2 separate regions of the Homo sapiens genome follow, and region 2 is linked to region 1. Evidence: chromatin loops called from intact Hi-C (ENCODE). Cell type or tissue: mammary epithelial cell. All regions are shown on one strand. Each heading gives the region's core, and the rest is flanking DNA. Links, peaks and the distances in the headings are about the cores only. Region 1 has its middle 18 kb from the start of LINC01436. Region 2 overlaps RUNX1 (RUNX family transcription factor 1).

Region 1 (2,913 bases), core at 183-2,682:
TGGGGCTGCGGACCTCCAGCCTAAATCACTCACATTTGTGAGTTTTTCATTCACCGGGAAAAATAGATCCCAGTGCAGCAGTGTGGTTACAAAATCGCCGAGCTCCACAGGTGCATTAGGACTGGTGCACCCTGAGTGGAGGGGTCCCAGGATGTTCAGACTGGACCGTGGCATTGACTTAGCATTTCCAGGTGCCAGCACAGTACGACAGGCTGCCAGCCCTGAATCAGTTTCATCCTCAGTGGCTACAATAGTCTCCCCCAACAGATGGGGAAAGTCCAGCTCAGTCAGTCAGTCCAGCTTATTTTTATTAGCTAGCAAAGTCCCTTCCTTGTCCAAGGTTCGTGGCTGGTATAGACAGACCAGCTCTGGGTCCTGGTCTGCTGGATACCATGTGGGCACTTGGTACCCTCTCAGCCTTGAGAGACAGGGTCCTGCTCTTTTGCCCAGGCTGGAGTGCAACGGCCAATCATGGCTCACTGCAGCCTCAAATTCGTGAGCTCAAGCAACCATCCTGCCTCCGTCTCCTGAGCAGTTGGAACTACAGGCACGCACCACCACACCTGGCTAATTCTAAAAATATTTTGTAGAGACGGGGGTCTCACCATGTTGCCCAGACTGGTCTCAAACTCTAGGCCTCAAGTGATCCTCCCACCTTTGTCTCTCAAAATGCTGGGATTACAGGCATGAGCCACTGTGCCCAGTTACCACCCAGCCTCTTTCCAGTCGTTTCCCCTGGCTGCTCTCTGATTCCCCACAGCACTGAGGTCAAGGTTGAGTTTCACTGGAATCTTAAAGAACAAGCAGAGAAGGATGTTGGGAAAGGCAGTGGTGGAGGGGGAGCAGTCTTCACCTTTGCTTTGTCTTGGCCATCATAGATTCTGGGACAGGAACCTCAGAAAAGGAGGAAACTTGGCCAGGCACGGTGGCTCATACCTGTAATCCCAGCACTTCGGGAGGCCAAGGCGGGCAGATCATTTGAGATCAGGAGTTTGAGATCAGCCTGGTCAACATGGTGAAACCCCGTCTTTACTAAAAATACAAAAATTAGTCGAGTGTGGTGGTGGGTGCCTGTAATCCCAGCTACTCGGGAGGCTGAGGCACTAGAATCACTTGAACCCAGGAGGTGGAGGTTGCAGGAGCCGAGATTGCAGCACTGCACTCCAGCGTGTACAACAGAGGGAGACTCTGTCTCAAAAAAAAAAAAAAAAAGGAGGAAACTTCAGGAGAGATGGGGGTAGGGGGGTGGGGGTGGGACCAGATGACTGCACTTTGAAAGTTGGCTGTGCCCTCTCTTTCCTGTGGCTTTGGTTGCCTTCAGCTGGTTCTAACATGCTCAGAGCTCAGGTACGGAGGCAGGTGGGGCTGCTGGCCGCCCGGGCATGCTGGCCACGCTGATTTCATGGGATTGTTTTCAGCCATTAGTGCGTATTGTGCAGAATGACAGGGAACAGGGCCTAGTGCCTCTTTTTCTCTTCTTTTGTTTATATACTTTTTTTTCCTCTTTATGAGGGAGAAAAAAGGGCTGACTCCCTTTCAAGGGACATGAAAACTGAGTTTTGTCTTCCCTTCCTATTACTGTCAAACAAAAGTCACCTTCAAACTCCAGCTCACATGGAGTCCGTCACTGGCAGGAAGCAGGGCCTTCACTCCTGAATGTATAACTTACAGTAAGTTCTCAGCAGACCAAAAAAAATTCCTTTTATCATGTTCTGGTTTTTTTCCTTCCACTGTTTTATTTCACTTACAACATCACTCAGGCCCAAATGGTATTTGTCAGGAGTAATTGGCAAACGCTGGAGGCTGTGTTCAAGGCTGCTTGAATGGAAAATCTCAAAGCAGTTGTCCATGTTGAAAGAAAATATTACATTTGATCTTTTTAAAAAATGATTTTCGCAGACATGATGCATGTCTGCATTCTTTAGCCTTACAACCTCTTTATATTTGGGAGGGGAAAGAAAACCTCCCTGCAGGAAGTAGCACTTCACAGTTAATTTACAGTACGTCGGAGAAGTAATGACAACACATGAAAAGTCATTTGAAAAACATGACTATGATTTATTTTATTAGCTAGCTCATAAGCCTGTACTGGTTTGCAGGTTGTTATGCATTGAGTTATGACTTCAAGCTTTGCATTTCATGTGTATTTCTCTAAGGATGTTTATTCTTCTGGATGAAAATATGCTTAAGGATGGTGGCAGCCATCCACGGGGGGTGGTGTAATACCTTCACATGCAGTCTCATTTCTAAGCTACATGCTTTTCCAGAGCAGGACATCATATAGCCAGCAAATGAGAATCATCTGATTAAACTGAGGCCCAGAGAGCAGGGATAACGTGACTGAGGCCATGCAGTGAATGGTGACTGGGTACCCTAAATCTGTTGTCATCATACTGTACCAGCTGGTTCCTCTGTGCATTTTCACTTCCAGGAACAGAGCATAGCATCAATGACACGGTTCTGAGGCTTTTAAATCCATACTACCCGCTATTAATATGCCTTCCTCCATGTTCCAGGGGTGTATGTGCACATGCCCAAAGGAAATGACACAGTCCAGGGACTGAGGATGGCAGAGCTCATAGGAAGTACCACCTCATATCTGCTATGCTGGGATAATTCTGGAACAGTCACATACCAAGAGCCACTTTGATGTTATAGAAAACTCTATACCAGGAGTTGGCAAACTATGGCCAGTTTCTATTTTTGTAAATAATTTTTTTTTTTCCTAAGCCGGGTATGGTTGCTCACGCCTGTAATCCCAGCACTTTGGGAGGCTGAGCTGGGTGGATCACTTGAGGTCAGAAGTTCGAGACCAGCCTGGCCAAAATGGCAAAACCCCATTTCTACTAAAAATACAAAAATTAGCTGGTTGTGGTGATGCATGCCTGTAATTCCAGCTACTCAGGAAGCTGA
Region 2 (2,913 bases), core at 182-2,681, 1.1 Mb after region 1:
TTAACACCCAAACCATTTTGTCTTCCTCAGATGAAAGGATCAGGAAATAAAATAGTAAGACTTTTCTGCCTTCAAGTCAGTGAAAAGAAACTAACTAGGGAAACTGTCAGGGATTTTTTTTCCCCTTCTCTAACCGCCCTATAGGAATTAGCATGTCCAAAGTCCACAGCGGGCGTAGTTAAGTTTGCAAAAGTTTTCTGAAGAGTTCTCTGAGCTTTTTAGCCTGCTCCTGCCAGAAGCCGCAAGTATCGAATCCTGTTTCTTTTCCCGGAACCGTTCTGAATGCTATCATCAGCTCACCTAGATTAAGCCAGGGGTAGCGAAAGGTGACGAGGCTGTTTTCGGAGAGCCAGGGGTCCCAGCGGCCCGCTTTCCTGCTAGAGGAGGGGGCGGCGCGTAGCCGGAGACTTCAGCGCGGCGGCTCCAAAGATCTCCCTTCACTTTTCACCCCTGATCATCCCCAAAGCTTTGAGCTGCCTTTAAAAACCTTGACCTTCAACAGGGGTATGAAAACAACCCCAGGCGTTTCTAAACAATCACCCTACTACACTAGCAGCAAGCAGTAGGAATTTAATTTCTGCAGTGGAGATTCTGTTTTGTCTTTGGTGGGTTTGAAAAGATGCGACTAAGTAAAATCAGTGCGGGTCATTTCCTGTTCGTTTAAAGGGCGAATCAAGGCAGGTGGTTCCAAGTGTAAAGATAAGCTACTAAAAAAAAAGTTTAAATAATTGTCCCCTTTAAAGGGAGATTAATTTAATATAAGCTTTTTATAGTTCCAAGCCTCAGCTGGGTCTTGATCTTATTACAACGACGAATATTCACTTTTTAAAAAAGTATTGTTGCGGTTATTTTTAAGCTTTATACAGTTTCCACACTTAGATTGTGATTTCTAAAACAAAACGAAATTTGCAGTTGGCTGTGTCTATAGATTGGCCTCTTTTTCCACTCACTTTTCTAAAAGCAGTTTTTTTTGTTTGTTTTGTTTTTTAGTGGGGGTGGAAATGAGGAGAAGGAACGAAGGAACGTGGTGGCTTGCTTGACTCTTTTTTCCCTCCCTCCGTTTACTTAGATTTGGGTTTGGGAGACCATTTTACTTTTAAATCATTCTAACCCTTTGCCTAAATGGACTCAGCGATGACTCTTTAGGGCACCCGCATTGAGAGGGGACCCAACAGGGTTGGGCCATGGGGTCACTATCAGATAAAGAGCAGAGGCAAGACGGGCTGATAACCACCAAAGGCCATTAAAACCTGGCTGCCCCAATGCACTAGGGCTCTAAGAGATTTGTGGCTTCCTTTTGGGGGGGAAATCAGGGTCTCTTCTGAACTCCCTCCTCTGCCAGGGAACCCACACTCAAATATATTAAAAGACTAAATGATTAATAAATAATCTTCAGGAATTGGAGCAATTCAGAGTCTCAAGCCATTACATGAAAGTATTTATTTTCTTCTAAAAAATGAAAAATTATACATATTGCTTTTATGAGCTGTCAGAATTCTTTCTAGCAGAAACCATAATAACCATAGAGTTTCCTTTTTAAAATGACTTTTGGCAATTCACTTAAAAACAATTAATTTGTTTTATTGAGTGATAATCTATAGGCTACTAAAAATCCAAATACAGAGCTCTTGAAAAAAGTTCAAGCAGATCCCCTGAGAACATTTAGGGGAAAGGAAAGGATAGCAGAGAAATCAGACCATTTGATTATTGTCTGTCACCACCCCAATCCTCATAAAAAGAGGCTTCTTCCTGGAGGAGACCTGCTCACTGCATAACTAGAAGAGTAGACAAAATGTTCAGTGAGACAGTAAACGTGAAGGGATAAAATGTTAGGGATAAAAGCAAGCAAAACATCAAAACCTGCCTACATCCCGGGCTCATTTAGTGTGTGTCCCTGGCTTCACTCTATCTGCCCACCCAACCACCTCACAAGCAGCTTCAACAGAAATTATTACTTTAAAATTTGGATCTTAAATAAGCCGCAGGCAATCTCCCTAGGAAGTTAACCAGTAAATAATTATTATATTCCCTATGGTAAAGAGAAGCAAATGTGAAACAATGATAAGGCCTGATGATATTGATGAAAAGATCACTGAAGGCCTTCTTAGGAATCTCCTGAAGTTCTGTAGGTAAATCCTCTACGTCAATCTTCTGAACTAAAGAGAGATTTAAAATTATGAATTTTCTTTAAAATAGATTACAATAACCCTACTTGCTTATTTTGAGCCCCAACCTGTTCTCCCCCTACTCCTTCCCTCCCATGGAACACCTTTATTTTTTACAGTATGAGAGATACATGTTTTTTACTACTAAGAAAACCTTAAGTTTGCTGTGTGTTTTGCTGTACTTACAGAATTAGCCTAAAAAGCTGTTTTGATGACTTAGGATGTATTTGGTAATACCATGGTGTTATAGCTTGTTCAGGCCCTGGTACACCAGAGTCCAAAGACGTAAACGTGCCTTCAGCAGGGAAGTTCGGAGGTCTTGGATTCTGATGGTAATATTCTTTTCATAAAAAGGAAATAAGTAATATTTTTGTCGGCAAGATCACAGTCCCTAGCTATGCCTTAAATATCATCTCAGCTGAATTCTGTGTTCCACTCCACAGCCTTCTTTGCAACACTGGAAGGTTAACGGATTTGAAGTAAATGAATTGTAACTGTAATTTCAACCTAATTAGAATTGGTTTAAAATGCCAGTTTGGACCGTGAACAGGCTAGCCAAGAACAGTATTGGGAGGTCCATGTAATATAGAAGAGAGTTGATATTTGGCCCAACTTCCTGATACTTTAAAAACAGAGAAGTAAAACAAAATATGAGATATCTTTGGCCAGCAAGTCCCTTCTTGCCTGTTTGGTCTGTGTTAAAATGTAAATGTTTGTGTTTCCTTACCTATTGTTTATAGCTTTTCAT

Evidence for each region. A loop is a pair of places that touch in the nucleus more often than their neighbours do. Peaks named below come from ENCODE experiments on the same cell type or tissue, not always from the same donor. Only the 100,000 strongest peaks of a DNase experiment are listed, where the experiment ranks them.
Region 2: it touches region 1 in a loop (13-fold over the local background); 14 of 110 quality-filtered maps call a loop at or near these places.

What each region holds. Positions count from the first base shown.
Region 1 is chr21:36,022,144-36,025,056 of GRCh38, reverse strand. No RefSeq gene overlaps it. Among named protein-coding and RNA genes, the nearest start is that of LINC01436, 18 kb to the right of the region's middle. In mammary epithelial cell, for the core only: no CTCF peak of the experiment used is centred there; a DNase peak (open chromatin) is centred at 1,326; H3K27ac peaks cover 840 bases.
Region 2 is chr21:34,883,557-34,886,469 of GRCh38, reverse strand. The region is part of intron 4 of RUNX1 (RUNX family transcription factor 1); the gene reads left to right. RUNX1-AS1 (RUNX1 antisense RNA 1) reads right to left here. Exons shown (of 2, transcript NR_186614.1): 2 at 1,418-2,913. Among named protein-coding and RNA genes, the nearest start is that of RUNX1-AS1, 49 kb to the right of the region's middle. RefSeq lists an enhancer at 1-616. In mammary epithelial cell, for the core only: no CTCF peak of the experiment used is centred there; no DNase peak of the experiment used is centred there; H3K4me3 peaks cover 2,500 bases; H3K27ac peaks cover 2,500 bases.